2 separate regions of the Homo sapiens genome follow, and region 1 is linked to region 2. A link is a loop called in an ENCODE intact Hi-C map of the cell type or tissue named here. Cell type or tissue: heart left ventricle. All regions are shown on one strand. Links, peaks and the distances in the headings refer to the core of each region. The heading gives the core; the rest is flanking DNA.

Evidence for each region. Hi-C counts contacts between places; a loop is a spot of excess contacts. Peaks named below come from ENCODE experiments on the same cell type or tissue, not always from the same donor. Only the 100,000 strongest peaks of a DNase experiment are listed, where the experiment ranks them.
Region 1: it touches region 2 in a loop (5-fold over the local background); 4 of 110 quality-filtered maps call a loop at or near these places.

The regions. Positions count from the first base shown.
Region 1 is chr3:169,781,039-169,795,723 of GRCh38, reverse strand. LRRC34 (leucine rich repeat containing 34) reads left to right here. Exons shown (of 11, transcript NM_001172779.2): 10 at 113-239; 11 at 1,886-2,721. The coding sequence ends at 2,089. MYNN (myoneurin) reads right to left here. Exons shown (of 8, transcript NM_018657.5): 5 at 13,081-13,259; 6 at 12,164-12,247; 7 at 11,016-11,102; 8 at 6,008-9,308. The coding sequence ends at 9,046. Among named protein-coding and RNA genes, the nearest start is that of MYNN, 15 kb to the right of the region's middle. RefSeq lists a cis regulatory region at 1,367 and an enhancer at 1,295-1,439. In heart left ventricle, for the core only: no CTCF peak of the experiment used is centred there; no DNase peak of the experiment used is centred there.
Region 2 is chr3:170,078,094-170,095,776 of GRCh38, reverse strand. It overlaps PHC3 (polyhomeotic homolog 3), which reads left to right. Exons shown (of 15, transcript NM_024947.4): 15 at 1-8,193. GPR160 (G protein-coupled receptor 160) reads right to left here. Exons shown (of 4, transcript NM_014373.3): 3 at 15,880-16,003; 4 at 10,385-11,872. The coding sequence starts at 11,804. The coding sequence ends at 10,788. It overlaps LOC124909456 (a long non-coding RNA gene), which reads left to right and starts at 15,007. Exons shown (of 2, transcript XR_007096157.1): 1 at 15,007-15,315. RefSeq lists a silencer at 4,889-5,089. In heart left ventricle, for the core only: no CTCF peak of the experiment used is centred there; no DNase peak of the experiment used is centred there.

The DNA.
Region 1 (14,685 bases), core at 2,091-4,590, 290 kb after region 2:
TTACCACTACATTACAACATACTGAAGAATAATGCTAAGACTACACAAGAAAGTGTTTGTAATAAATGTTGCTAATTTTTGTATTCTTTCCTTGTGGAATTATTGGTTTCAGGTTGTCAGTAGTCAGCAACAACATAGAGGGAGAAGGACTTGTTGCACTTTCACAATCAATGAAAACAAATCTCACTTTCTCTCATATCTACATTTGGGGAAACAAATTTGATGAGGCTACGTGTATAGTAAGTTTTAAGTTTTTTCCTTCACTGAAGGCTTTTTCTGGGATCATCTCTGTAACATCAGATATTATTTACAGGTGCCTCAGAAATGGTTACACAGTGAGACACTGCAGTTTTGATAATTAACATAAGTCTTAAAATTAACTACTAGAGAGTTTGGTGGTTCAAATAACCAAAGATATTAAAACTATGTATTAGTATTACACATCACTGAATGACACAGTTCTAATTCCTCTAAGGTTAAGAAAAATCATAATTATTGATCAGATGTAGCAAAATTTCTGATCTGCTCCCTAATAATTATACCAAAATATGGAATGGGAGAGATAGAGTACAAGCTATCAAAATATTTGGCATGTTGCTCACATAAATACAGACAGCCTTTGATACTACTTTCAAAACAGAAATAATGGTAACAGTTTTCATTTGGAAAGAACGAGGGGGAAAAAGTAGATGTTAAAATTCTCAAAATTTGCAAAAGGACTAACAAAAATTCCACCACTAAAAAGAGTAATAAAACATAGAGTGTTGTCTAAACCACCCTCCCAAAAAAACCAACCCTTACTTTTAGAAAAACATCCATAATTCTTTAGGTTCTACACATCAGTAGCTGAATAAGTTGAGTCTGGAACTGGAACTAATGATGAATGACAAGCTAAAGCAAAAACCAACTTGACTTTTAAATCTTTTAATGTCTAAATTTCCATCTTTCTCCATATTGCCAACCTTACTGACAAACCAGTTCAACGTATTTGTATGACTCTGTTACATAGATACTAAGGATCGTGGCTCATGCCTGTAATCCCAGCACTTTGGGAGGCTAAGGCGGGGGGATCACGAGGTCAAGAGATTGAGACCATCCTGGCCAACATGGTGAAACCCCATCTCTACTAAAAGTACAAAAATTAGCTGGGTGTGGTGGTGCGCTGGGCCTGTAGTCCCAGCTATTCGGGAGGCTGAGGCAGGAGAATCTCTTGAACCCAGGAGGCAGGGGTTGCAGTGAGCCGAGATCGTGCCACTGCACTCCAGCTTGGCGACAGAGCAAGACTCTGTCTCAAAAAAAAAAAAAAAGTATAAAAATTCTACAATGAAGAAATAATTAATAGGTCCGCATCCAATACTATGGAATTGTCTGTTTTAGCCTAAATCTGTAGATTAGATTCAGGGGGGTCATGAACTCTATATAATTGTATGTCCAAATCTGGGATTCCCTTAATTTTTCTGAGGAATGGGTAACTAGCTATCAGCAGATTTTTGAGAATGTATACAATAGGCCTCCTACCGAGCCCCCCTACCTATTCCAATTTATGAACATCTGTGGGACTTGAAAATTTTGACCATAGGAGCTTTGGTCCACAAAATTGGTAGTATAGAAAATCAACTCTAGGAGTCACAAAATGACAAAACATGTCTAATACATTAAAAGTTAGAAATAAGTTTTGCAATATTATAATTTCATTCTGTGTAATTAAATGAATAAAAATCTATTTACAATACCTGGAAAATATTAAAATTCAGCAATGTTATTCAGAATATTTTATTTTAAACTACAAATTAGCACAGCTAATTTGAATATTTAAATTTCCGTAAGCACTGTAAATTGAATACATTTTTTCTTAATGATATAGTTTTTTTCCTAAAAATCCTAGGCATATTCAGACTTAATTCAAATGGGTTGTCTAAAACCAGACAATACAGATGTGGAGCCATTTGTGGTAGATGGACGTGTATATCTTGCAGAAGTCTCCAATGGCCTTAAAAAGCATTATTATTGGACATCAACTTATGGAGAATCTTATGACCACTCATCTAATGCAGGTTTTGCTCTTGTTCCAGTAGGTCAACAGCCATGAAAAAGTAGCTGTAAAATAATTTTCATACACTTGTCTTATTGTTTCACAGAGATTAATATTCTATAGCCTATTTTCTTTTATAAATTAAAACAAGTTACTTTTTTCAAATGTGTAAAAGATAATGACTGTATTAAACTTTGTATAACTGTCTATTGTGAAAAACTGAGTAGGGTAATTTTTTAAAAGAAATTTTACAATATAGAGACTAAAATTCTAACCCTGGAGAAAGAGACCAAGGAACTAGACTAAATTTCTTTTTATAATGAAAATATAACCAAGTAGTGAAATAGCGTACAAGTAAAGGTCATTGTAGGTATCTAACTGAAAGTTATTAAGTAGTATTAATAAAAAGGTTTGTGGTAGAAAATTACCAGTGACTTTCAAAGGGTTTCAAAGTTCAGAAGTTGAAAAAGTATTCTACCTATCCTATTTACGTGTTACAGACAGGTGTTACTAACAATTTCATAAATACAGGCAAATATATATAAACATATACATACCCCTTTCCCAACAAGCCAGTGCTGCCAGCTCTCCCACTCTCCTCTCATAACCACTATCCTGACTTCTAACCCCACAGAGTAGTTTTGCCTGTTCTTGACCTTTATATAAATGGAAGCATACAGTATACACTCTCTTTGTGTCTGGCTTCTTTTGTTCAACATTATATTAGTATGATTCATTTATGTTGTTTCATGTAGCAGTAGTCTGTTCACTTTTCATTGCTTTGTAGTATTCCTCACATGCTGGGTAGTAGGATGTCTACCAGATTCTGGAAAGAGTTTGATTTCCCAGGCTACTGTCTCTTCCTGTGTGCTATAGAAGAGACCCACAAGTTCCCATATTCCCCCAAAGGGAGATTCAGAAGATGGCTGAAGGAGAAGCAAGTAGGCTTACCTTGAGCTTACAGTGGGGTGCAGGTGGTAAACCTGTAACCTGACCTACACTGCTGCTTGAGGCAGAGTTGCAGGTGATAGGGCCTCAGAGAGTTTTCCGCATCCAAAAGAACTGAGATGAAGTCAGTTCAGCCAAGGACAACTGGACTCTGACCAGACTAGGAAAGACTTGTTACTTATTTTATAAGCTGCTGCCTGCCACAACAGAGGTCAGTATAATTAACCCAGAGAATGGAAGGGCTCCACAAAGACTCTGTCTACCCTGATGCCCCTGTCTTGTATGATATGTCTGGACACCATTTTAGAAAGACAAAAGGCAGAAATAAAACAGCATTTCTCCAAAAGATTAAGCATTACCTTAAAATCCCTTAAGATATAAATTCTATCCCCTTTATATCAGACTAGGTTTTAAACTGGCTAAAACTAAAAGTTAATTTTTTCCAGACTTACCACTGGGTATGGGCTCAAGAGGAAGGACATATAAGTTCCATAGGAAAACTCTCATTTTCTCTGCACATCTAAATTATAAAGAGCAAATCTGCAATCATATTGTATGTATTGTTTCATTTTTCTCTTAGCAATCATCCTTTAAGACCCAGTTCAAAGACTGCTTCACCTTACACTGTTGCAGATCATATTATACTCATCATTTTACAATGTTTCAAATTTGAAAGCAAAAAATAAAGCAGTATGTGCTTTTCAGATATTTGGGAAAATAATGATCATTTGTCTTAAACGTTCTCCTTTTCAAACTTTTCTATAGTATTATCATTCATCATGTCTTCTTAATATCTACTACAACCATATCCATCTGGTTTCTGCTCCCACTATTATACTGTACCTGCCTTCTAAAGGATCATCATGCTCCAATTATCCAGCCCAATGTTGTCTCAGATTTACATCCTACTTCTCTGTACCATGTGACTGCTACAAAGCCACTTTTGCCTCTGAAAAATGTGTGCCACCTTGGTTTTCTTCCTTTCTGCTATCACTTTCCATCTTCTTTTCCGTCTTTGCTTATCCTTTAAATGAATTTTCCCCCAAATTCTGTCCTCATCTTTTTTTCTCCTATACCATCTCCCAGGGCTGCCTTAATCATTTCTATAAATTATTAGCTGCAAGATCTGTATCTCTAGTTTTAACATCTCCTGGTTCAGGCCCCATTTCCAACCACTACCAGAAATTTCCTACATATCTCACCACCAGTCAAATTCGGTACATCAAAATTGCTTCCCTTCTCTAAACATGCTCCTTGACTTATCTTGATGTCAATGGTATCACTATCCTCTCAATCACCAAGGATCAAAGCTTAGGTGTCCAATTTGGGGCTGCCTGATTACAAGGAAAAGAAAGTGACTCAGCCTGTTTAAGAAAAGGGGGATTTAACATAAGGATACAACAGCCACAATCAATGGCATCCAGGGGCAGAAAATGAATCATGGCTGCATCACCTCAGTAGGACTGCAGAGCCAGAAACTAAGGCCACTTTTCTGATCTCTCTAGGGCAGTCTCTTGGCTCTGCAAACCTGTTTCATTCCCTAACTTTGCTCTATAGATCAGCTTTCTCTGCTTACTCATCATTTCCTTTAGACTTTAGCTTGCTTCACTGACTTCAAGGCCAGTTCTAAAATGATCTTTTCATTTATACGTATATCATTATCTGATTGTCTCAGAATTTCATAGCTCAAATTTGTGAGAAAGAATCTTACCAGCTCAGTCTAGCCTATGAATTGTTTTTCCCTGGTGAAGTGTCTTGTTGCTGTGGTCACCAGTATGGAATCATGTGTTACCTATGTGGCTGTCTAATCCCCACCCTCTAGCACGCAACTGTGGTTGGCACGTGAGGACATAGGTTACAAACCTGGCTATCTAATCTCACTCCTTCAGCACAGGATATGGGTAGAGGACTATTTCAAGATGGTATAGGTGTAGTACTGGAGATGCCTCTGACCTCTATCTCCTCTCCACTTAATGCTTTCTCTCCATTCTGCCTAGTTCCCTCTTCATCAGCTATGTGCAAATTCTTCCATCAGCCATCTCCTCGTTTGCCTATCCAGGTAAGCAATGGCTGTTTCTCTGTCCATTCTACTCCTGTTGACTGCTCAGCAGTTCCTTTCTTGCCTTCCCCTACTATAACACTCAACATCTTGGCTTGTCTTATTGCAAGTTATATTTATGCTTGGCATCTCCATTTGACTGTAAACTTAAGGGTAGTTTATCATCTTTGCAGCTTTATGCATTCTGATTTGAATTTTTTTCCCAGCATTTGAAACACTGGCCAGATACTGTTATCCAAATATGTGGATGTTCACATCCATGGTGTTTATTTTAGTAAATTCTTCATGAAATTAAATACTGTGTTTACATGGTAATTATCTAATTTCTTAAACAAATACAGATGGTCCCTGACTTATGATTTCTTGACTTTACAATGTGTGAAACTAATACATATTCAGTATACTCTTTGACTTATGATAAACCCATAAGTCAAGGAGTCTCTGTACAGCAAACCTCTTTTGAATGAATGGAGGCAGGAGTTGCAGAGGACAGAAGAGTAGACTATAATTATTATCTCAAAAAATTAATGCTGTAATAAGTACATATCAATATTGCCCATAAATAACGAGTAAAAATGTAGAATTTAAAGAATTTTACTTGATGGTATTTCTAGTCAAGTTCTAGGTAGTTGGGGGGAGAGGGGAAGGATAGCATTAGGAGGAATACCTAATGTAAATGACGAGTTAATGGGTGCAGCACAGCAACATGGCACATGTATACATATGTAACAAACCTGCATGCTGTGCACATGTACCCTAGAACTTAAAGTATAATAATAATAAGAAAAAAAAAGTTCTAGGTACTCAAAATTTCCAGGTAAAATATTGAAAATTATATTCAAGAGCATCATTTTAAACTGCTTCCCAAAGGTAGAACATCAGGAAATGTTTAAGATAGTAGTTCATGGTTGGGCGCAGTGGCTCATGCCTATAATCCCAGCACTTTGGGAGGCTGAGGTGGGCAGATCACCTGAGGTCAGGAGTTCGAGACCAGCCTGGCCAACAGAATGAAACCCCATCTCTAACAAAAATTAGTCAGGTGTGGTGGCGCGCACCTGTAGTACCAGCTACTCAGGAGGCTGAGGCCGGAGAATTGCTTGAATCCAGGAGGCAGAGGTTGCAGTTAGCTGAGATCACGTCATTGCACTCCAGCCTGGGCAACAGAGTGAGACTCTACATGTTTGGTATACATTAAAATCACCTATGGGGCTTCCCCAGCATATATATGCCCTGGGAACTGTCTGATTCAATAGGTGGGGTGGGCCTGGATATTGTTATTTCTTAAGCATGTTTCTGATATGCATTAAATGTTAGAACTATTTAGAATACTTAAAAAAACTAGTACATGTACATTATTTCAACTACTCACACAATTTCTGTAGGACTGAAACACAGAAATTAGCTACTGTTGGAATGAAACTGATAGAACCATTACCTTTGAAAAAAGGTTTTCTAAAATTTGTCTATCAAAATCATCCTGTGAAATTAAACATAAGACAAATGCCATTTAAAAACAGCAAAAAAATTTTTATATAATCTACGGTTTCTTTTAAAATAGTCTAAAATCTAACATACAGTAGGCATGATCTGATACAAATACAAAAGAAAATTAAATTTATTTAGAAAATAGTTTCTCAGTAAGATCTTCACCTTCTAAAGACTTCCATAAAAATATGTAATACTTAAATAATTACTAATAGACCTTTCCCAAAACACTGCATTGTAACAAATATAAAGTTGGACTTAACTAAAATGGTAGTTATGAGTGTTAGAATGATACCAGATACAACTAAATATATGCATATTATGATAAATAATAGCATAGCATTAAGAGAAGAATGCCAAAGAAGGGATAGTATCTTCAAGTTTTCTCTACACATCATTCTAGAAGAGCAGAAAATGATGACAACTCAAGCCATGTCAATTTAAATAAAATTACTTTAGCTAAGAAGCAGAAAATGTGATCAAGAAAAGCTCAATCAATCTTAGCCACTTCAATCGTATCAAATAATACTAAAAATAATAAATTTGAAGGCTAATCTATGCAAAGGCAGAATGCTAATAATACCAGAGGAAATTTGGCAACTATTGCCCTTATAGAATTATGACGTCACTGTAGCAGTTTTTTGTTCATTAGATGCTTGGATTAACGAAGATATAAATAAATTAAACATAACCTCTCCATTTTAGCAAACTTCCTAAAGAGGCTGAGTCTTTTAATTTTCTATAATTTCTTCACATTCCAATACATTCCTATCACATTTAACCCAGAAGAGATTAGGTAACATTCTAATGCTTTGTAAATTGTATTTAAACCCACTATTTTAACTTGATACACATGCATAGATTTCTTAGATAAAATAATCAAATATTGTTTGCATCATACAAAGGTGGTATTTCAAACTCTATTCAAATAAGTCAGTCCCATGTCCCACCAGTGGCAATTTATTATGAAAATAATGTGTGTGCTGTGAAATGGTGAAGATCTCTACAGACTACAAGCATTAAGTGTTTTTATTATGTCCTCTAATTGGTTCTTATGACTTGGGTCCCAAATAGAGAAAATTAATGAATTAAAGAAATCAATACCAATAAAAAACATATTAACTGTACTACAGGTGTAGTTTAAAAGCAGAACACAAAAAAGCCACAGCATGGCAGAAATAAGAAATGATGTCATCTCACACTGAACAACAGCCTTGTGGGGGGAAAAAAAAAGAAAAAGAATATCACCATGCTGTTTGATTGGCACTATAAAAATTGACTTTGTGGAACTCATAATTTCATATCCAAAGATCAGGCAGTGAAATAAATTAATATGTGGGAAAAGTGGCATGGGGATGAGTGGTGCAAATATCAGGATAATAACGAATTTTCTACATTCATTTGGAAGGAAAAGGACCATTGTGAAACTACAACCACCACCAAAAGTTGTGGTTTAATTTATAAAATTAACAAACCCCAAACTTATAGAAAACTCAGATATAAAATATTTAACTATAGTTGGCTTTCTGGTAACTCAAAATGTTTACTTATAATTGAGGTTAATTTCTTAACTCTTTATGCAATATAATGTACCAAATTTAGAAGCCAAGTGATTTCTAGTATGCATTAAGTTTATATCTAGAAAATTCTTTCTGGAATTCAGTATTTATTTTAAAAAGTGCATAACAGGAGTAAGAGAGGCTTACCAAAATATTTCAAAACTCAAGTACATTTTCCTCATCTCCAATATTTTAGAACGGAATAAAACATAAACTGAATCAAATTTTGAAACTGTCTTTGACAAGATAAAAACACCAAATATCTACTTAAAATTCATTTTGAAAATACAATCTCAGATAACTCAAACCAAAAGTGCTGACCATTGGTTTTCTCCAGAATACTCAGTTCTAAATGAACAAAAATTTATATGCACTTTTCTAGATTTTGAGAAACATTTTTGTTTCATTAGAAAAGTTATTTCTAACAATATATTAATAGAGAAATAGCACAATTCTTATTCAGCGCCTAAATTTTTACGAGCGAAAATATGAAATTTTATTTTTATGCATAGTTTATGTATTGATCCATGGGGCTTACAAATAGCAACACACTCTTGGGCTGATACTATCGTGGATTTTGCTTAAATTATGAGGGCAGGAAAATTTTAAAATCCCACAGGTCACAACTGAATCACATTAACTGGCTGATTTAGTAAATGAAGGGCAATTCTAAAATGCAAAATAAAAATGGAATTAAGGCAGCTTTAAAAGAAAATAAAACTCATCCACCCAAAATAGTGCTACATAATTCATTACTTAAAAAGCTCTCTGTGGAGTATAGACATAAAGCCAAAAATAAAAACAAACATTGCAGTTGTGATGCAGCATCAGGTGCTTTTACTTCAGTGAATGAAAAATAATGGTCACAACTCAAATGAATGGGAATTTAATATGAATATATGCACCTTACCAGAGATGTTTGCTACCAATGATATCTTAGCAATTCCATATTCCTTACAAAGTCAGTATAATTGTTGTAAAAAAATCAACTGTGGTTCTGAATACCCATTCACAGTTGACCTCAACAATGTATCTGATGTAGGAGACTGAGTATCCGTGACAGGCAGAAGCATGTGATGGTCCTCAGTCCCAAGTGGAAGAGCTAATGGTAAAGTCATATCAGAAGGCTTCACATCCATAGTTTCTGATAAAGGACTTTTTTGTATGGAATCCTGTTCACTCAAAGTATGATCCTCTGCACTGGAGTCTAGAGTTTTATCTGCACCTAGAATGGAAGGAAAAAAAAATCTACATTATCTTTAAAACAAAACTAAACCCCTGAGGTAGACTAATGTACTTACCATTCCCAGAAATTACATTCCAACCACCATACCTTTACTCAAGCGGTTTCTCTTTTGTACATATGCCCTCCTCACTATCTATGTAAATTCAATCTGGGCCTCAAGGTTAAGTTCAAGCACCAACTCCATTTAAAAAAATGGACTTGATTAAGAATGAAACAGGGTGAGCTGTTATATCGGCTTAATCACACATTTGTCAATTTTCATATACTGCCTTGTGGCATCTATCTCTCTTATTGCCATTTAACATTCTACTCAGGTATGCCTTGAATCCTCAACCAGACTGTAAATTCTTTGAGAGTAAATGTCGTTATACTTCTTTAACTCCCTCAAAATATTAAACAGTGATAAGAAATACTCTTTTCATTCACTGAATGTTTTTAATAAGTTGTTCATATTATTCTGTGAGTTCAGAACAGTATGTATGGCACTTTCATATATTTTCAGAGGTGAGAAATTCTGCTCTACTCAAGGGAGCAATCAGCACACTGACTAAAGATGTACTTTTGCCTTCAAATTTTCCAATGGCTTTAACATGCTTCCGTTACTCTAAAGTGTTGACATGATTTTGGTTTCACCGTCCTTGTCACGCAGACAAAACTGCTTTCGTAAAATTGTAATTATCTGTATTCTTCCCAAACTACTCTTCACTTCAACTAGCTAAGGTTTCCTTCTTGTCCCACTGACTCTCTACAGTGTTCTCTGCCCGGAATGAATCCTCTCTTCCCATCTCCATCTTTGAACTCTTCTCCATCCTTCAAGTTAAAATTAAGTTTTTTTTAGTACTTACCTCAGAAAAACATAGTATCTTCTTTAGCACTTTTGTGTCGATTATGCCCTACATTTTCCCTATTTATTTAGTTTATTTAATTATTTATTTAGGTTTCTGGTCTCGCACACCAGGTTGTAAGTGCTTTGAGTACCAGAACTATGCCTTGTTTAACTTCATATTCCCTGAAAGTACACTTTACAGAAATTTAACAAGTGGTTAAATTAATGACTTACTGCAGTTTTTAGATGTTTCTAACTTAATACTTACGATGTTTAAGTATTTACACACCAGAAGGGCCTAGTGTCATGTCGAATAATGACGGAATAAAATGGTAAGCACAGGGAAACTTTTTCAAGAATTCACTTTAACCAATAGACTCAAAACTTGTTGTTTGGCTTTCCATTTTTATATATTATAACAATGTAGGGCTACCTGTTTCCCTATTTCCTCTTAAACATTTCTGGACTAGTGTTCATGATAACACCACCCCCCCCCCCTTTTTTTTCATAATAACCATAGTAAACCCTGAGTTATCCAGACTCCAGTATGGGAAACAGTGACACATAGCTTGCTTATATGTTCCTTCATGCTTGGGACTGTTATTAAGTCAGGTTTTCAAAGGAGGAAATGTTTCAAGTTTTTTTTTTTTTTTTTTAAATAAGAGATTCAATATGAAAAATCCAGAGTGAATGTTTCTGCAAAAAAGCTACTTTCCTCACATGTATATACCTAGTTTTTGAAATAGACATCTAATTTAAACTGCTTAAATGTAAATCTCATCTCAGCATTTTAAGGAATAGCACTAATATGAGCACCAAATTAAAACAAACAAACAAGCAAACAAAACACAAGCATTTACCAGAATGGACTTTTGTTTTGTGCTTCTTTAAATTTTTAATATCTGTGTAAGAATTTCCACATAATTCGCAGATAAATGGTCTTTCTCCTGAAAAACAAATTAGAAGTTTAAATTTCAATATTTTAAAAGCTGCTAGCTAAGACAAAAATATCAATGTTTATGAACACAAGGCAAAAATTATTATAGTGTTTAAATTTGGTTTCAAATTGTCACTTTAATCACCTGGTTATAATATAGTGAAATGAAAGATTCTATACAACCTAGACACTCCTTTATACAAAAAATCTGTATCTCAAGAAAACTTGAGCATTTTCATAAACAGAAATGTATCTGCAAACTAAAACAAACAAAAGCCTACTCTTGTATTTCTATGAAACATTTAGTGAGTGTCAGTTATATGCCAGACACTGGCTAAGAGATACAGCTGGGAGAAAATAAGTGTAATAATCATGGTTTCTGCTCTCAGGTACCTGGCAAATTAGAAAATCCTTAAAAATACTGACAGCATGCTACAATATTACACTTCTTTGGAAATAACTGTTCAGTGCTTTATGGTGTAAACTAAAGCGCGTCAGAATATAAAGTCACCAAAAACTTACTAAATCTCTATTAAGTACTCACATTATTCTAGGTAGGAATTATGAGAAGGAATTTTTAAAAAGAGAATGTCAGAACAGTACTCTTTCAAAGTGGCATTTTCCTTTGTTTTAAAATTTTTTACATTCAATATTTTCTTTATACAATTTACAAACTACTTTTTACAATAAGCATGTCAAAATTAAAATTTGTTCCTAAAAATTGCATACTAAACACTGTTTAGTAAGAAAATCTGATGTTATCTTGGTATTACCTATTCCTTTTCATTTCTTGGTATATCTGTGCAATTTAATCCAAATCATTTAAAAACTATTGATTATCTGGCATATTTCTTGGAAAACCAACACAATTCTTTAACAAATTTAATTCATACTCCAAACAACTAAAAAAAAAACAAAATAAGCAAATAAGTTGATATTTATACATTAAGATATTGCTATAGGTACAGTATGACTAAATACCATATAGTCCATAATGGCTTAAAAGTCAAGGTTTACATAAAAAGAAATTAAGAGAGAACAAAAAATAATACGTTCTCCCTAAACACAGACCTGTATGGGACCGAAAGTGTTTGTTGAGCTCTCCTGAGGAAATAAAACTTTTCCCACAAATACCACATATGTATGGTTTTTCACCTAGATGGAAAATAAAAGATAGCGAAGTGGTGTACTATACCAATATAATATTTATCAATTACAAATAATCTAAAGTAAGCTTTTCTGGAATATTATTTAAATTAAAATCTCTCTATATTGTACTTTAGAGGTATTTTCAGTGATCCAAGTAAATGAATATTAGTAATTATTGTATACTGTTCATAAGTTTTCATATATTAAAACTTTATTCCTCAAAATGTCCCTTCTAATAGAGATGATTTGGGCAAGGAATTTGATTTTTATATGATTAAGAACATGTCAATTCATAAACCCACATTTCTATTCTTGCTATCTACTATATTAATAAAGGAGAATAAAAGTATGTAGGGAAGTCTTTTAAAAAATGTACCCTAAAAAAGCAATTTGTTTCCAAACTGCTATTTTGCATCTGAATTACCTTATTTGAAAATCCCAGAATATCTGTGTAGGAAAGGTCCTAAGAAGTTTAAAAATCCATGTTCAACCCAAACCCACTCCCCAACCCTAACTATAGGAGATGACCCTTTAGGAAGCTGAAAAGGTTTTTATAAAGTCACAAAATGCATCTCAATGCAAGTTTATATAATATCAAAATTATCTCACTGATTTTAATGTGTAAGTTATATAATTTATTTCACCCACCTTGTATTATTCTAGAAAATAAGTCAGCTTTTATATTTAACAAATATGTGCAAAAATCATAAACATAGCTTATAGAAATATAAACAGATATCTAACTACAAAGTTTCCGATCTACTTCGCTAAAAGGCCCAAGTCCCCTTTTTCTTTTATTTATAACTTTATTTTAAGCAGTCTCTCCCTGTCAAACTTACCTGTATGTTTTCGAGAATGAGTGATAAGAGAACTAGAGACAGCAAATGCCTTCCCACAGGTATCACATACATAAGGCTTTTCTCCAGTATGCCTACGGACATGATAGGTCAGTGTGCTGGCTTGAGCAAATCTCTGTCCACACCTATCACAGACATATGGCTTCTCTCCACTATGCTTCCTGTTAGTAAATAAAGTTAAATAAGTAAAACAATTTGGAGGTCAGTCTATATAGCAAGAATTCATAAAGTTTTTTATAGATTTTATTTCATGTCATCTTAACAGGCCAAGACTATGTATTTAAAATCAGTAGTTGTTTCAGTGTAAACACTGCCAAAAACAAATATTTCTTATTATCAAAACATTAGTTCTGAGATCAGTTCAAAAAGTTTTTCCATGATCTTTATATGGTTGTCAGTGGGCCCCTAATACTGCAGGCAATTATTTTCATGAGTCTAGTCACTCTTTGACTTGTGAACTCTCTCCTCAAACCATCAGCATCTCCTTGCCCATTGTAACTCTCAGGTGACATCCCTGCTTCCTATTTCACTGAGAAAAATTCATATGACATGAGGGTGACAGTTCATCTGAATCCATCAATTCCAATTTGTATACTTGAGATCCTACTTAATGATATCACTTCTGCAGTTTCCCCAGTCCTACATCATCCATGTTTCTCACTCCATTGGATTATGGTATACAAATATACTGATGTCTCCCATATTAAAAAAAAACCAAAAACAAAACAAAGACCCTTGACCTTACTTGCTCCTCCATTCTCTGCTCCCCTTTACCAAAACCTTGAGACTCCAAGTGTTCTATCTACTTCCATTTCTTCTCTACTGGCCTCTACTAATGATACTTTTGTCAAGAGCACTGCTGACTTCCCACTTTACTAAATCCACGTCAGTTCTCAGTCTTCATCTCCCTATCACAGAATTTTACAATTGACCACTCCCATCTGGAATAACTTCCTTCACTTGGGATTCCAGGGCAGCCCTCTTTCCTGGTTTTCCTCCTCTACTGGCTGCTCCTTCCTAGTTACCTCTGCTGGTTCTCACCCATCTCTCAGAACTCATAAAGTTAGAGTGCCTCAGGGCCGTCTTTTGATTTCTTCTGTCCACATTCACTCTCTTGGTGACCTTAGCCAGGGTTACAGCTTTAAATACTGTCATATGCTGATGACTGCCAAACGCTAATGATTGCCAAACTGTTATCTTCAGCTCAAACCAGTCCCCTGAACTGCAGACTTAGATAACCAATTATCTATTGCACACCTCTATTCAGAAGTGTTAAGTCATCTCAAATTTAACACACACAGAACTGTACTCGTAAATTCCTGCACTTCCACTTAAACTGTTCTACCCACAAACCTTCTCTATCTCAGTTAATGGCAGCTCCATCTTTATAGGGGTTCAGGCCCAAAACCTCAGAATCATCTTTGACTCTCTTCCAGACTTCACATACAATCTGTTTGCAAATTCTATTATTTCTAACTTTAAAATATATCCAGAATCTACTACTACTTATTTCTTTCACTGCTGCCACCCTGGCCTGAACCACCATCACCCTTGCTTGGGTTTTATCTATAGATTCCTGTTTACCCT
Region 2 (17,683 bases), core at 7,205-9,704:
GTTTGTGGAAGCCCTGAAAGCTTTATAGTCCTGGACATCAAAAATTTTATTTGAGATGATGAATGTTTTGTTTTCATCTTTTCTTATATTACCACAATTGAGATATTTTAGTAATTGAAGGAACATACACAGATATTTGGCAGAAGTCGAGTAAGGAGGGGAAAAAAAGAGTCCGTGAGTTTCAGTCATTTTCACTGCTCTTTTCAAAAAGATTGTGTTGAGCTGGTAGAAGACTAAAGATGTCACTGAAGACATCACAGATACTATATTTATCTTTTGGCTTTGTGTACATTAGAGAATGTTGATTATTTTTATACAAAAATACAGCGGGTAATTTTTTTAATCTTTAGATGCCTCTTGTTTGAATGTATGCTTTGTGGAATTCTTTGTGTAGTAATGTTTTAAAAAAAGATGTTTACTGATAGTTACATGTAGGATTAGAATATGTAATATAATATAAGGCTCATGTTCCAGACCTACGATAGCTTGTAGTCTATGTTACGTATTTCTTTATATCACATTTTTAATCATTGGATTAAAGTATCAAGGAAAGCTAGGTACTCTATAATGAGTTTTCATTTATTAGCAGTTAATCATCATGACAGAATTGTCATATGCTTGACTTTTCCCTCTTCTTGGAATTTCAGAACACAAATACAGGCTAAGCATTAGTAAGAGATGGCCCACAGTATGAGAGAGAGAGGTGCAACGGAAAATCTCGCCTGGAATTAAAACTTTTCATAGATTATCCACGGTTAATACAAAATTTATTATATGGGGATAGACTGCTCCAGCAATAATGATTACATCCTATAACTGTATTACCTATGGCCTTTAAGGTATCAATTTTGAACTGTGTTGTAGGCTCTCCTTTTATTTGTTCTCTTTCCTAATAGCAGCCATTCTGTACTTATTGAAAGCCCCTGTGCCTACTGCTGTCTTAAGTATTCAGGAGGGGCTTACAAGAGGGTTTTCTATTGGAGAATACCGTATAATCTTAAATCTAGTCCAGATCTCTGTTGTCCCCACTCAAAACATACACAAAATATGCACTTGCTTTTTTCAAGTGAGTTTTTATTTAAAAATGGCTTGTTTGCTATCACATTGGTGCAGCTGTTTCTTTCAAGATGAGTTAATCATCTTAATTTCAAAGCTTCAGCTATATATAATGGATATATAGACAACACTGAGCATCCACCTCTCTCCTGAGCTTTAAAGCAGAGTTTCAGTATGATATAGGTGGGGAGAGTAAATTGTTTTCATATCCTTTCATACTACTACTAATAGTTTTAGGATTTTGACTGGGGAGAGATAATGACAAACAGAAAGGGAACATGGAGGTTCTTCCTACTTTTGCTACCTAAGTTTGCATTTTCTGACTTCCTTGCAGTGTTGCACTCTTTGTCCCATTGGGATAAAAAGCATAAGTTTGAAATTTTGCTTTAAGCCTTGTGTTCCTGGGGAAGTTAAACAACTAAGAGAGCTGATTTGTAAAAATTATTTTTTATATGACATTAATATTCATCAAGCCTTGTGTAGGCATGTGTAAGACACAGCTATGCAGCTTTGAGTAGTCAATATAGTATGAGATAGAGTGTTGTCCCAAATCCTCCTGTCACTTTTTAAGTAGCATATTATTTCCCTGATGGTCCTGTTACTTTGCTGTTGAATGCTCTAAACAGAACTTTTTAAAAGGTGTGTTTTAAGAGCAGTCACCTAGGAGTAGACAAGGTGGAATGGGAGGAGAGAAATGGTAATGCAAAAGCTTGAGCATGGGAAGAGTCAGAGGAGGAGGCCATCATCCTTGTTAGCTTAGCCTACTTCAACACTGAGCACATTTCTGCACTTTTGAAGTGAAATTCATGTTTTACTTAGAAGAAATAATTTTCTTTCATTAGGGATCCCAGTTGATTTTTGTTTCCTGGTGTATCAAAATACTTAGAACTATGAAACAAGTATTATTGTGATCATGCCTTTGAATAATTTTTGACGTAGCTTATCTTCATGTATCAAGTATAAAATTATAATGAGACATCTATTCACAAATACAAGTCTTAGATTGAATTGAAATGTGTTATAGTGCCCTGTCTCCCACTGACTTGTTCAGTTAAATGTCTTAAAGTACATTATGTACATCTTCAGGCTTTTGGTACCACAATGGCACAAGTATGGTAGGGAGGCAATATAGTCTTAGGCTATATGCCTATATTAAGTGTGTATAAACAATTTTTGAAAGAATACACTATTATAGATGTATGTGAGTGATGCTGACCTGACAGCCATATCCAGTGGATGAAACTGACTGGACACACTGTTAAAATGTTTTAAAGATGTATTTTCAGCCAGAACAGCCTGGTTATAGTTTGTGGTTTTCACCTTGGTGGATTGCAGGAACACATGCAGCCTACTGGCATTGAGCATTAGCTAATGGCATGAAAGGGCCTCATCTCACTACCTCTCTAAGGCCTCTAGCTCCAAGAAAACCATGAAAACTTCTTTCTTGGAGAGATCTTTGTCTCAGAATCCTTAGAGAGGATTTCGTATGGGGGCTAACTTTAGGAAGGGAGGCAGCTGGGGCAGGACTTTCTGATACCTGACAGTCATGTTCCAGAGCAACCTTTGGGCAGTGGAAACTGGCGCATCTATGCAAAATGATTGCTCAATCTCTATCTTGTGTACTACATATGTAACTAGCTGGGCCCTAAGGAAGGTTTTCTAGGGGGAAGGATAGGGAAGTAGAGGAGGAGACAAGTAGGAGGAACAAAGCATTCTAGACCCAAGAGGATAGAAGATATTTAGGATAGATATGGCTTTCATCCATAGTTCAAAATAATGCGTTTTGTTAGATGCCAGTTATAGCAGTAAATAGGTTATAGTTTTTATATGTCAAGATTTACCTGTAATCAGACTCATTCTTTCACTCTCTATACCCACTGTCTCCATGCTTGGGAGCATGGATATTAATAGTTCCAGTGATGTAGAAGTTAGTGATTTTTGATTTCTGAAAAAGGTGAGAACCTTTTATTACAGTTGGAGAATATTTGTCAAAAATTCAAAGGTTGTTGTAATTGAGTTGCCAGAATTACAGAGTTTCCATTTTCAGATATCACAGTTGAATCACCTCTGTAGATTGTTATAAAGAGAGGCATTTTAAGATAGTATTTTATTTGCTAGGTTGTGTCTCAGTCTAAGAATTGGGAAAAGAAGAGCTATAGGTTTCTCTTTCCTAGTCTGGATTTCAGTAAACACAAGCCTACCTCTGCTTCTTTGGTTCACAGCAGTGTGGATCATGAAATGAACTGTTTACCCACATTCATCAATATTGGTATTTTACAAATCTACTTGGAGCATTTAATTTCATCTCAAAGATTGTGATCCACTTTAGATAAGCACAAATACAGTATTAGGAAAAGTAAATATGCAATCTTACTAAAATTTCAACTTGTTAAGCTGTATATCTTAAAAGAAATTATTTGGGGCTGGGCATGGTGGCTCACACCTGTAATCCCAGCACTTTGGGAGGCTGAGGTGGGTAGATCACCTGAGGTCAGGAGTTCGAGACCAGCCTGACCAATATGGTGAAACCCTATCTCTACTAAAAACACAAAAATTAGCTGGGTGTGGTGGCATGCACCTGTAATTCCAGCTACTTGGGAGGCTGAGACAGGAGAATTGCTTGAACCCAGGTGGTGGAGGTTGCAGTGAGCCAAGATCACACCCCTGCACTCCAGCCTGGGTGACAGAGCGAGACTCCATCTCAAAAAAACAAAACAAAAAATTATTTGGGAAGATACGTCCTCTTTTATTAGAAGTTCATAAAATGTATCATATAGTTTTGTTCACAGTAGTTATATAAGCTTTCTTCAAATAAATTTAAAATTAGATTACCTTCTTTGGAAAAAGAATTTCCTAAATTTTTAAGAATTTTCAAAGTTTTACATATTAGTTTTTAGAACCTAATCCGTTTTAAAATTGTACTATGAGAAAGCTTTTTTTTGAAAGTTGTAAAGCATTAATACAAATAATACAAATATAATTATTACCATCACATTCCAGAGAATATGGCTTTTTCTAAACTTTCAATTTAGAAAACATACATTAAGGGAGAATCTCTGCCCTCCTTTTCAGCTCTGAAGATCAGCTTTTCTACTCAGACACATGCACACACCCCTTCCAAGTGTCATGTTTATGGGAACATTTGGGAAATGTTTTCCAGATGTTTTATTTTTTCCCTTTTATAGTTTGTTGACATTTAATTTTACTTAAAGATGACAATTTTAATCGGAAATGTTAGAGGTACAACATAGTGAGGTTCTAGCTAGCTTTATACTTTTGAAAAATATTTTTGTTTCTACTGCTTTTTACAAGTACTAGTCCTCTCAGTGATACTGGTGGTGTTCAGTATGAATCCATAGAAAGAAAACAAAATTTGTTGTTTAAAAAAAGCAGAGTAATGAATGAATTTCAGTTTTGAAAACAACATAATTTGAAAACACTGTTATACTAACATGGCAAGGTGTTAATTAAATATAAGAGTAAGGTAGTAAGTTCTTTTAGAGCACCTGTTTAAATTTACTCCAGTAATCATCTTAAGGATTGATAGTCACCATCACTTATTGGCTTAAAAGTTATATTTCATGGAATATTATCAGTGTTAAATCCAAGCTTTGTGGAGCTTTAAGTGATGGTGGTGAAAAAGTTGGTGTTTATGAGAGAGTGGTGGGGTGTCTAGTCATTAGTGAAGTTAAACATCAACCTGTTTTAGAAAGAATTTTTTAGTCTTGCCTAAAGTAAACCAGAAGTGTCTAGTGTTTAAATCTTTATTTAGAATGCTTCTCTTAAAAGTATTTTTTGTTTTGGGTAGTATTAAATAATCAGTAAATAATCTATTTCAGTAGTAAATAATGAATTAAGATGATGATGAATGAGGATTAACACACTGGTCTGGAGACTGGGGTTTTATTTCAGTGGGTTAGCTGTGTGTGACATGTTGGGCAATTACTCAGCTGTTTTAACAGCTTCCAGATATGCAGTATGGTGCCTGTACTACTCAAAAGTTGATTTTGGTTTAATTCATCTTTAAGGTACCTCCCAGCTCTAAAACTATGATTCTAGGCTGTGTAATGGGGTTATTCCTACTTTATTCTCTTTCCTTTTTTAAGGGTTCATTTTATACTTAATAAGCATCCATTTCTTGGGTCACCTACAGTCTTTGTTCTCCTAAGGATTAAAATAGAAAATTCATACATAACAAGCAAATGATGACATTTTCCTAAATGCTCCTTATTGGTTAACCACTGAATATATGAACACATATGAATATTGTCATTCATGTACTTAAATTCATTTAGCAAACTATTTGAACACTTACATGTGCAGTGTTTGGTGAACATGACATGAGGAACTAGTAGTAAGTAAAATCTTCCCCCCAAAATTCATTGTGGCTTAAATAAATATGAACATAATCATTACTACTTAATATACTGAGAGGGAATCTTAATAAACTTGGAACTGGGAGGGAATATTTGTATACATTGGGTAAAGGGTTAGGCTAGATGACATCTAAGGGGTCTGAGTGAATCATATCATAATTTTTATAACACATTTCACATACTAAACATCAGTTGGCCCCATACCTGATTAAGTTACAAAATTTAGGAGACTTAACATTAAGGACTTACAGGTTGAGACAGCCCGTATTTCACAACATTATTTTGACACTTGACTCTATTCCAGAGTTGTTGCTATACAAGGCATGTGGCAGAACAAAAAAAAAGCTGGTGTTGATATAAGAGCTTTTTACCCAGTATTGACAGTGAGCAACTTTCTTTCTTTTTTTTTTTTTTTCTTTTTTTTTTTTTTGAGATGGGTTCGCTCTGTTGCCCAGGCTGGTGTGCAGTGGTGCGATCTCAGCTCACTGCAACCTCCACCTCCCGGGTTGAAGCGATTGTCTTGCCTCAGCCTTCCAAGTAGCTGGAATTACAGGTGCCCGCCGCCACACCTGGCTAATTTTTGTATTTTTAGTAGAGACGGGGCTTCACCATGTTGGCCAGGCTAGTCTCGAACTCTTGACCTCAAGTGATCCACCTGCCTTGGCCTCCCTAAGTGCTGGGATTACAGGCATGAGCCACCACACCTGTCCGACAGTGTAGCAACTTTCTAAAACTGAAAAATCTCAAAGGAGATCATTGGAACTGACTTGTTCATTTATTTTTTGTTTTTAAATTAAGAAAGATTACACAAAATAAGTGTTACTGTACTTTAAGCTATTACAAATATCCAACTTTTAAAGATATGTAAGAATCAGTAATATTCTAGAAAGCACATATATAGTAAAAGGGCATCCTTTAAATGTAGAACGGGTAAACATGAAACAGTTCCATGCTTGAATTGTTAAGTATCTAGGGGGTAAACATTGAATGGGAGAATCATTTATTGGGTTAAGGTCCCTTCCTTGTCATTCTGGGATCTGTGAATCACATTGTAATTCCTGTTGACAAAGCTTTACTTGTTAACATCAGTTGATACTGACATTCTCCATAAAGATATAGAATGAAAATATCTATTAAAAATAGTTTATCATTGTTTTAGCTTTTTTGTTTTGTTTGTTTTGAGACAGAGTCTCACTGTCACCCAGGCTTGAGTGCAGCGGTGTGATCTTGGCTCAATGCAACCTCCACCTCCCAGGTTCAATAGATTCTCCCACCTTGGCCTCCCAAGTAGCTGGGATTACTGGCATGCACCACTATGCCTGGCCAGTTTTTTGTATTTTTAGTAGAGATGGGGTTTCACCATGTTGGCCAGGCTGGACTCGAACTCCTGACCTCAAGTGATCCGCCCACCTCAGCCTCCCAAAGTGCCGGGATTATAGGCATGAGCCACTGCGCCTAGCCTGTTGCAGCTTTTTAAAGCAGGAAAATATCCATATAAACTGTTGGGTTAGAATCTATATTAGAATCTTTCAAACTAATTGAAAACAGGAAGACTATCATCTAAGTAGCCAGATAATCTGGGTTTCAAAAAGTTATTCCATGGTACTGGTTTAAAAAATACTTTTCAAGTGTTTTAATTTTTAAAGTGTAACTAATTCTTCAAATATGTTATGCTGTTAAAATATGTATTCCATAAGTACTTTTTGTATATGTATTCTTAAATTTTAAAAAGTCAACTGAATGCGCAAAGATGATATAATTTTGGATGTAGACATTTAAACTAGATTCCCAGTCCTCTCCTTCAAAAGCTTGGTCTTTGTTTTTCCTATAGGGAAAAAAGTCAAAATAAGTTCCAAAAACTATCCTCAAAGTAGTATTGTGCTTGTAGTAAATGAAGGTTGGATGGATGGATACTGACAATGGTGGCAGGCATTTCAAGCCTTTTAAATTAGTACTTTTTGTCGTCTTGCTTATTAAAATTTTGTTAATTTTAGCAAAGACCAATTGTTGTGATAAACTGGTGTTTTTTGGATGCTTCAAGCACACGTTAACCAATTTTTTAATTCCCCTTTTGGTTCCTCCCATTGTTCTAAAATAGGACTTTCATATTATTAAAACCTCAAAAGATGATCCACCCAGGATGAACAAAGATCACCAAGGGGAAAGAAAACATTTTTTATCTTTACAGAAAACATGTTAAGATTATATATAGATGTATTCTTTACATTGGATATTGTATTAGAGTCCTCCTTACAAGAAATGAAATAGTTTTTAGCACTCTTAGCATTAGAGTTCCTAGATTGGTGTTGATAGCTACAGTTTTAAAATGTATAACCTGAAAATGAAGGTTAATTTTGCATTGTAAGAGCACATTTGATCTATGTAAAAAGTGTCCATTTGGTGTATTTTTTTAAAAAAGAGAAAGCACTTTCATATTAAGTAGCATGTGTATGAATTTAGATTTTCATATTTGTTGTGTCTGTATTCAGTGAAGTAAATTGAGCATTTAAATGTTTGTTGATGGCAACATTAACTATTAAATTAAAGCACCTTATACTCTGCTGCTTAACTTGCTTGTAATTGCACCTTTGTTACCTGCACATTTTCATATAGAATATTGTTGTAACATTGCTTCATGTGGGTCTGGATGGAAGATTAGTGGGCCTACAGGATCATTTATTTATATTGTTTATATTACAATAATATATTGTAGATCAGTTGTAAGTTCATTTCTTTACAAATAAAAGCCTCTTCCATTTGACTGGTCTATTGAATAATTTTTTTTTCTTTAAGCTTATGAGACATGGGGAATCCTCTGTGTAAACAAAACAAAAAGCTTAGTGAGGTTTGAAATGGTTTTAAAAATCTCCTGATTTAAAATCTGCAAAGAGTGTAAGCAAGTCTTTACTGATTAATTTCAATATATTTAAACATATTTCAGTCCCATATTTGGCCAACAACTAGAAGGCAATATATTTAGAGGAAAAAGTAATAGAAGGAAAGAGGGGGCCGGGTTTAAGAAGAGTTCTAAACTGTTTAAACACACCCTGATGTTGTCTTGAACATAGGATTATTTGTCCTAAACTTTCGATATAGTTGGCTGTCTATATGCATTTGGTTTTTATAGAATGTGATTTTTATTCCTATTATTTATTATTTTCTCAAGTATATATATATTTTAACATTGTACCACCCATTATATTGGTTATTATTTCTCTTCCCTGCCATGTCTTCTGTTAACAGATCTGATCATAGAGAGGTGGACATATGATTGAAGTCAGGTTGAACAGTCATTCCCCGGGACTGTATATTTGAAGAAGTTAGGAGATGCTTTAAGTAAGTGTAATTAATTATGAAAGCCCTGAGCTGCTGGCAGCCAGAACACCCACTTTGTGGACACAAAATGGAAACCGACAACTCAGAGAGATTCTCCTAGTAGTTTACTAAGTAAGTTCTTGCCAATATCCAGCTTGTTCTTAGAATGGCTCAGGTTGAGTTTGTATTACCTGCTACTCAAAGAATTCTTGACTGACTCTCCAGGAGCATTTCCCAACTTGTCTTTATAGATGCTTAATTAATTAATTTTAGCTAATTAAAGAGACTTGTGTGCTCAAGTAAATGGTTTTCTTCTTCTTCATTATAGCACTATAAAGCCTTAAGGTGTTCATGGGCGTTGTACATTTTCAAGTGAAAAATAAATAATAATAATTAAGAAACAACATTCTTCACATTTGACTCTGAAACCATTCTTTTCTTTTTGAGAAGTCAGTGGCACCAATGAAAGGCAATGTAATACAGTGGTAAAGAGCAAGAACTGTGGACCAGAATTCTGGGTTTGCATCCCAGCTTCCCCAATGTCTGTCTAGTTGTATCATAGTGAGTTTCTTACTTTCAATGTTTAAATTTCCTCATCTGTAAGAAGGGGATAATAGTTCCTGTCAGAGTTGCTATAAGGATTAAATCAGTTGCTGCATGTAAAACAAACACTTAAGACGGTACCTGGCACACAGGACACATTTCTTAAATCTTTTTGCCATTATTAGTGTTCCATAGCGCTTGTTTTAGGACATTTTTTCAAATAACAGAAAGTAATCCATTTGTGGATCATCAACTCAATTTAGTGGATAAAAACCAGCATTTAAAAAATGACACTAAAAAACATATTTGCATGATATGTAAGGGTAAGTATTGTTATACTTGTATGTACATGTACATGTTATACATGTTATGTAAGGGTAAGTATGTTACTTGTATGTACACATAAACGTACATACAAGTCTATAGGTCATGATGTTAAAAAATATATCTTACTATAAATATCAAAAAAAATCAAAAGCCACCAATTTAGGAAAAGCTAGGTTTAGATTTATGCAATATAGTATTTTTAAATGGTGATAAAAAATATCTATGTAGCTTAATTCCTAAAGTAATGTAAGATGATGATCCTGCCACTCATATTGTTTTACTCCAGTGAAGCAACTCTGCCTATCCACCGGGGGAGATTTGGCAATGTCTGGAGACATTTTTTATTGTGTCTACTGGGCATGGAGGTGCCACCAATCAGTCAGTGGGCAGAGAGCAGGGATCCTGCTAAACTGCCCCACAACAAAAAATTAACCAACCCCAAATGTCAAGCGTGCCGAGGATGAGAAATTCTACTTTTACGTGTGATACATCATTGCTAACGTGATTATGATGTGATATGCAAGTATGTGATGACATACAAGTTTTATAATATGAAAACGAATCTGCTGAATCATCGAAAGGGACCTAGTCACTGCTCCCAGTTCCATAAGGTGAGCAACCAAAACCCTCTTCTTCCAGGAATATTTGCATTAAAAACAGAGATATACTTTTTAAAATTAATTAGCTACATTTAAAATGAGGTAATCTTCTTCTTCCTCTTACATTGAACTTTATGCCAAATCATTTTAAGAACAATTTTTACTTTCTTGCTTTCATTTGAACATTTAATAAAAATGTTTAGGTTGATATCTTAAAGTTGTCAGTGAAATCTCAGATTTACATAACAGTTTGCATCCAGTAGTTTTTTTGAGTAACACAAACATCAGTATAGCCAAATGTTAACTCTTATCACTTTTTGTGTTAATAACAAAGTAATATTTGTAATATAGTGTCCCTGAATAACTATAAAAACTTCTTGGAATTATTTTGTTTTTAAAATAAAACACTATTTAATAACTGGTATCATAGCCCTTCAAAAGACACATTCTGAAATGCTATCAGTCAGGGGGCAAAAGTTGTTTTAGTTCAGTTTATTTTTTAATATGTCCTGAGTTCTTTCTGTTCATAAAATTATGATCTTATGACAGCTGTAACTTTTAATTAATAATATTAACAAATCATTATTGATATAGGCTTTTCAATTTGCTCAAGATTAGGAATTGTAAGTGGAATGAAGCAGCACTTCCAGTTGACAAATGGATCCAAAGGTAATCCAATGTCTTTTAAATTAAGCTTGTGACAATTAAACCAATACACTGTAGCAATGAGAAAACTATTGACAAAGTATAACCAGGGAATATTCATCTCAATATATGCTGGAATCTGAACTTTAAGTAAAACAATGATTACCTGAAGTAGTACAAATGGTAACCAGGTACTGAGAAAACAGACAATGAGCTTGGATAAGAATATTTTTTTAGATCTCACAGTATAACTGGAGTGGGATGAAAAAGGAAAATATAAGATAGTTTCATTCATATAGGAAGTTATCCTGATAGCCTGTACCAAAGTAGTAACTTCTTCCCAACAGGTTATGAAAGCTACAAATAAAATCATCACCATGAAAAATGACAGCCAGTAACTCTGAATGCTGACATAGAAAGGACAGTGACGAGAATAAGCATTCTGTGCCTTCAGGCTTTGGTAGATGGCTGGGTCTCCCAAAACATAAGCAAGGACTGAAATCCAAATTAAAATTACTGTAAAGAAATAAAATAATTTTTGACACTTAAATGAAAGCTTGGTTGTTTTAGAGAAATTCAGGCAATAATCTATACAAGCTGTCAGGAAAACTGGATAATGCAAAAAGCCATAAGTAAAGGAAATAATTTGAGTAAATAGGCAGATGTGGTATTTAGTGAACCTAATGCTTAAAAGTACAAAATCCCTGAAATACAATATAATGGAAATGTTTACCAAAAGTAAAAGATCAACGAATGCTAGTGAAATGCAAAAATATTCCATAAAATTTTGACAGGTGTTTTTTCTTCTCATTCCTAGTGTAAGGATATTTAATAATATTTTCCCAAGTATGATCAAGAATAGCAGATAGTTAACATCTAGGGGCTGGTTTGTTTGACGTAACTGGTACTGAAAAGAGCAGTTCTCTGAAGAGAGAGCAGTCATATTTTTAGTTAAATTTCAAGAAGACCTGCTGAAATACACATGATAAAACACTGCTTCATTTTCTGTCCCTGCAAAAAAAGTGAAAAGAAAACCTTAATGTTACCTATTTTGAAACTTTACAAAGCAAGCACCACTATTCTTAAAAGCCTAATTCAATCATTTCCCCAAATAAATATATGAATAAGAATTATATGTCACATAATACTTAATAGAATACAGAACAAAATTAATGTGTATACTCTGGTCATTTTTTTGAGACCCAGATGGTCCAGAACTCAGAGATTTTTAAACCAAAATGTTATATATAAATTACTAACTTCTATATATAAGTACAGGTTTTAATAACTTTTAGATAGAGAAATGGTTTTATCTACCAGGGCCAAAACTCATGCCTAAAATAGAAGCTTGATAGTAATATGCAAAACAACCACATAGAGCTTTTAACCCCACCTCACTCTGACTCCAGACAGCATGACCCCAGTCCCTTTTGTCAGTGAAGTTTAGAAGCGATGCTTATGGGGCCCCTTAACACAGTTTTCAAAGCTTTTTAGCTGCAGGATCCTTCAGATTAAGTCTTTTCCTGAAGCTCTGAAAACAGGTGGTTTCAGCTAAAAATAATGAGAACATAGGTAAAGGAAAGAAAGAAAAGTGTTTATCTTCTGGATATGATCTTTCAGGTATGGCATGTGGAGAGACGAGAATACAGGGAAGGAACAGGGACTCAGTATGGATACATGAGAACATTAGGAAGCGGTAGGTAAAGGCAAAGGAATAGGAGTTGAGGCTTCAGTGATACATACATTTTGGAAGCAGGAAAAAGATGATGAAAGAAGTCAGAAGAAGAATCAGGAAAGGACTGAAAGGAAAGGTAGGAGATTCAAGAAACACATCCTTAAAAAAAATCAGTTGACCCAAACTTAACTTATTTCTACAATACTACTCAATCGCAGTATTTATAAATAGCAAAAAAACAAAAACAAAAACCAAAAAAAAAAAAAACCCCAAAAATGACAAGAACAACAAACCCAGTCAATCACAAATGTGAACAACTGGAGATTGGTTCAAAACAACACAGGTTGGCTGGGTGTGGTGGCTCTTGCCTGAAATCCCAGCATTTTGAGAGGCCAAGGCAGGAGGATGGCTTGAGCCCAGGAGTTGGAGACCAGCCTGAGCAACATAGGGAGCTGCCTCTACCAAAAAAAAAAAAAAATTACCTGGGCATGGTGATGCACACCTGTGGTTCCAGCCACTCAAGAGGCTGAGGTGAGAGGATCGCTTGAGCCTGGGAGGTCAAGGCTGCAGTGAGCCATGATTGTGCCACTGCACTCCAGCCTGGGTGACAGAGCAAGACCCTGTCTCGAAAAAAGAAAAAAACAAGAAAGAAACGAAACACAGGTTGAGTATCCCTTATCAGAAATGCTTGGAACCAGAAGTGTTTTGGATCTTGAATGCATCCCTAATCCAAAAACCCACACTTTCATTTGAGCATCAGGTCAGTGCTCAGAAAGTTTTGGATTTTAGAGCATTTCAGATTCCAGATTTTGGATTAGGGATGCTCACCCTGGATATGGTCATCTTTATGATATGCAGCCATTAAAAATGTTTCTCAGGATAGGAGGAAGACTTAGTTTTCATACTTTTCACTCTACCTTCATTTGTTAAATTTTAAGCCTTGTGAATTTGGTACATGTTAAAAAAATAATGTCATGATAAATTTTCACAGTATGTTAAGTGAAATGCAGGTTACAAAATTATGCAGCAACATGTCATGTAAGAAATACATGCATAGGAAAAGGCTAAAAAGGTACATATCAAGTTACCAATACAGTAGTAGTATACTTTCTTTTTCCCAAACTTTAAGGAAAAAAATGGAGTTTTGAGTCTGAAAACTGAAAAAATTAAATTTGCCTAAAAATAGGTCACTGATGATTAAATAATTTTGTCTGAAGATAAATCAGTGTGACAATAGTAAAAACATGGAATCAACCCAAATACCTGTCAGTGACAGATTGGATAAAGAAAATGTGGTACATATATACCATGGAATACTATGCAGCGTAAAACAAGAGATCATGTCTTTCACAGGAACATGGATGGAGTTGGAGTCCATCATCCTTAGCAAACTAACGCAGGAACAGAAAACCAAATACCGCATGTTTTCACTTATAAGTGGGAGCTAAATGATGAGAACACATGGACACAAAGAAGGGGACAGTGGACACTGGGGTCTACTTGAGGGAGGAGGGTGGGAGGAGGGAGAGAAGCAGAAACAATAACTATTAGGTACTAGACTTAGTACCTGGGTGACAAAATAATCTGTGCAGAAAACCACCCTGATATGAGTTTATAACAAACCTGCACATGTACCCCTGAACCTAAAATAAAAATAAATCACTGTGAGAGAGGGCTATCAGTTTTGATGACAGATTGAACCATTACTCTCATGGCCATAAATCTGTCATAAGATAACTTATTAAGGTATACAAATAATCTACTTATACAAACGTATATATGTGTAAAGGCAATAATACAAAATCTATTTTCATAACTATAAAAGACCCAATCAAACAAGTACTTCCCACACTCAAGTTTTTTTCCCCTGTATTTAAACATAGTACAGTTTAATTTGATCTTATCCAAAAAAGTTGCATTCCAGATTTGATATACAAGGGCACAGAAATGTAGCTGCCAACTTGACAAATGCCATTGGTCTTACAAGTGGTGTTGCTTGGATAAAGAAGCCAAGATGAGTAAGACCATATGAAGTCCCCCTTGTGCCAAAAATGAAAACAAAAAAGGCTTAGTTTTAAACAACCAATGTTGGTTTAAAATGAGGGTGAGGAAATTTTGTGGATTCATAAAGACCCATTTTTCAAAAATGTAACTTTAGGATAAAAGAATAGAATCATCTGTCTCACATGATTTTAACTTTTATAACTCCTGTTCTAAATTAAGTAAGGAAAGCCAAGTCAGGCTGGGGGCCGTGGCTCATGCCTGTAATCCTAGCACATTGGGAGGCCAAGGTGGGTAGATCACTTGAGCTCAGAAGTTCAAGACCAGCCTGGGCAACATGGTGAAACCTAGTCTCTACAAAAAATACAAAAATTACTCGGGTGTGGTGGTGGGGGCCTATAGTTCCAGCTACTTGGGAGGCAGAGGTGGGAGGATCACCTAAGCCCAGGAGGTCAAGGCTGTGGTGAGCCAAGTCATGCCACTGCATTCCAGCCTGGGTGCCAGATTGACACTCTGTCGCAAAAAGAAAAGCCAGGTAGGCAACATCCAAGGGATGTTTTCCAAGTTCCCGTTTCATCATTGACTCTTGACAGGTGGAGGCACCTGGAAGATGACAAAAGTAGGGAGGAGGAGGACCTGGAGGAGGACGCTTGTGTCTCCTAGGGGATGAGGAAGGTCCACAGAGGAGAAAGAGAATCAGCTACAGCCACCAAGGCAGGAACCAAGAACCTCTTCAGAAGATGACTGGAATAAAGAAGACAAGTCCGACATGGAACATGTAAGAGAATCATAAAGCTAGAAGAAAAATAAGAGCGGGGAAGACAGGCAACTTGAGGCAATAAAAAGCGAAAGGAAGAAACTGGAAAACAAGATTTTGGCCAATTTACGATAGTTCCTGAATACCACGATCATGGAAACCAATCAGAGCTTTCTTAGACGACACCAATTTTATGTACTCTACCCCAATTACCCTGTAAACCACTATAAGTGTTCAAAATTCCAATATTTTGTTTTTTAAAACAACTCCCTGAACAAGACAGAAATCCTTTGATAAGCTACCTGAATTTTCTCTAGAAAAATGTTCACAAAATACAGGGACTCAAGAGATTTACAAGATCTGGTCCTTTTCCTGCATGATTCTTTAAACTACTTGTGAATGAACTCATATGCAACCTGAAAAGTTAACATGAAAGTCCTTTTCAAGGTATCTTGCTTTACGATCTGGCCCAGTTTGGAGGTATTAGCAGGGCCTCAGGGAAACAAACCATGATTTCGTTTCACTGACCCAGTCTCTGTTTTTCCCTTTGTAACCCAATTAATTATTAACAACTTGCATACTTACTCTCCAGTGGGTCTTCCTTGACTGATGATCTTCCTATTTAATTTCACTTTTACTGCCTTCAATTATGTTATTTTTGGTTCCTTGCATTTCATTTTGATATACCAATATGCTATGTGAGTAAGCTCTGTGTGAAAGATAGAAAACAAAATGAAACATCATTAAGAGCTATCTTAATAGCAAGAGTCCAGTTAAACTGGTTCCAGATCACTGCTTAGAAAAATTGTAGCTTTTTGTGGGACTGAAGCCAGGAAGTAACTGCTTACATTCTTAGTTTCTTTCTTGCAAAAGGAAGAAAGGGGATACTTGGATTGAAAGCACACCAAAGATGGAGAGATTGATGCATACACCACATTTACTTAAAGGAATCTTGCTTTATAGTTTTCAGCCACAGGATAAAGCAGCTGTCCTCCAAAGTGTTTGGTTTCAGGACCCTTTGACCCTTGATGCATGTTAACATCAATAACATTTTTAAAATGTTATTTAAATAATATGGTAAAAATTACTATATTTTACCAAACAATAATTTAGTGAGCAGAGTGGCATTGTTTCACATTTCACAACTTGCTTTAGTGTCTGGCTTAATAGCAGACAGCTGAATTTTCATCTATGCCGGGTCTGTCCCACAGACCCTAGTCGAGCAACGGATGAAAGGAGTACTCAGACACAGATAAGCAGTGTAACAGCAGCTAGGGGGCTGCCCAGCACTAGTGGCCGAAGAAGAGAGCAGCCTTGAACAGCTGGAGCTGCTTGCTTTTATTCAGTACAGACATAATGCCGAAAGCCTGGAGCAAACACAGTCTGTGGGTAATTAACATTACTGTCCCCCCTTTCAGGGAGCAGTAATGCATGCGGATGATCAAAGGTCGGTTTCTGGACAACACAAGTGAACAAGCCTATTTAAGATAAATTCCCCTACACGTCCTTGTACCTACTCCTTGCCCTCTTCAAGGTCAGAAAACAGCTGCCTTCAGCTTATTCTCCCCCGGAAGCTATGTAGAGCCTTCCGGCCTTCCAGAAGGCCTGCTCCTTTCCCTACAGTTTCTCCCACCACTCTGACTGATCTACATCTCCCCCTTTTTTTTGCATCAGGTTTTGTTGATTGAAGAGTACAGATGTGTGCAGTGCCAGGTTTGACAGGCGCAGTAGTTACAGCTCGTGTTCTGGCTTTGCGTAAAGCGGTCTGCTGCACATAATTCATCAAATTCTGCCCTCTAGAGGAGGTATTGACTTGCCTCTAAAGTTGTTTTAGTTAGCACTGACCAGTCCCATGGGGTCATATGGAAGTTGTCTGCCATGGCCTCAATTAATCCTTTCATAAACGGGCTAGCGGCTCCATTTTCTCTAATGCTTTTTCTTATCTCTTTGTAAGTGTTGAAAGTAATGGGTTCATGTACCCGATTGCCTTGTTGATCTTGCATTACCAGGCAGACCAAGAGCTCCCCTTCTAATGCCGCTTGCTTAAGACAGGGTCCCATAACTGTAGTGTATCCCTTGTCCTTTTTCCAGTTTATTGGGGGAGGGGGCTCAGGGAAAACCTCTGTCTCCTCTGTGGCACCTTTACCCGGTAACGGTGGGGCTGGGGGAGGAGGCGGAGGCAGTAAGGTAGATGATGGTTCTTCCTCCCAAGCAGCCCTAACTAAGGCCCATAATGTTAAAGATGTTACTGGGACCCCATTGCCCTTGTGCATGATGTCGTTTAAGATTTCTTCCCACTTGCTCCCAGAGCTCTAGGTCTAACGTGCCTTCTTCTGGGAACTATGGGTTATGGAAAACAAGAGTTTGCATTAGGTCCCTTAATTGGGCC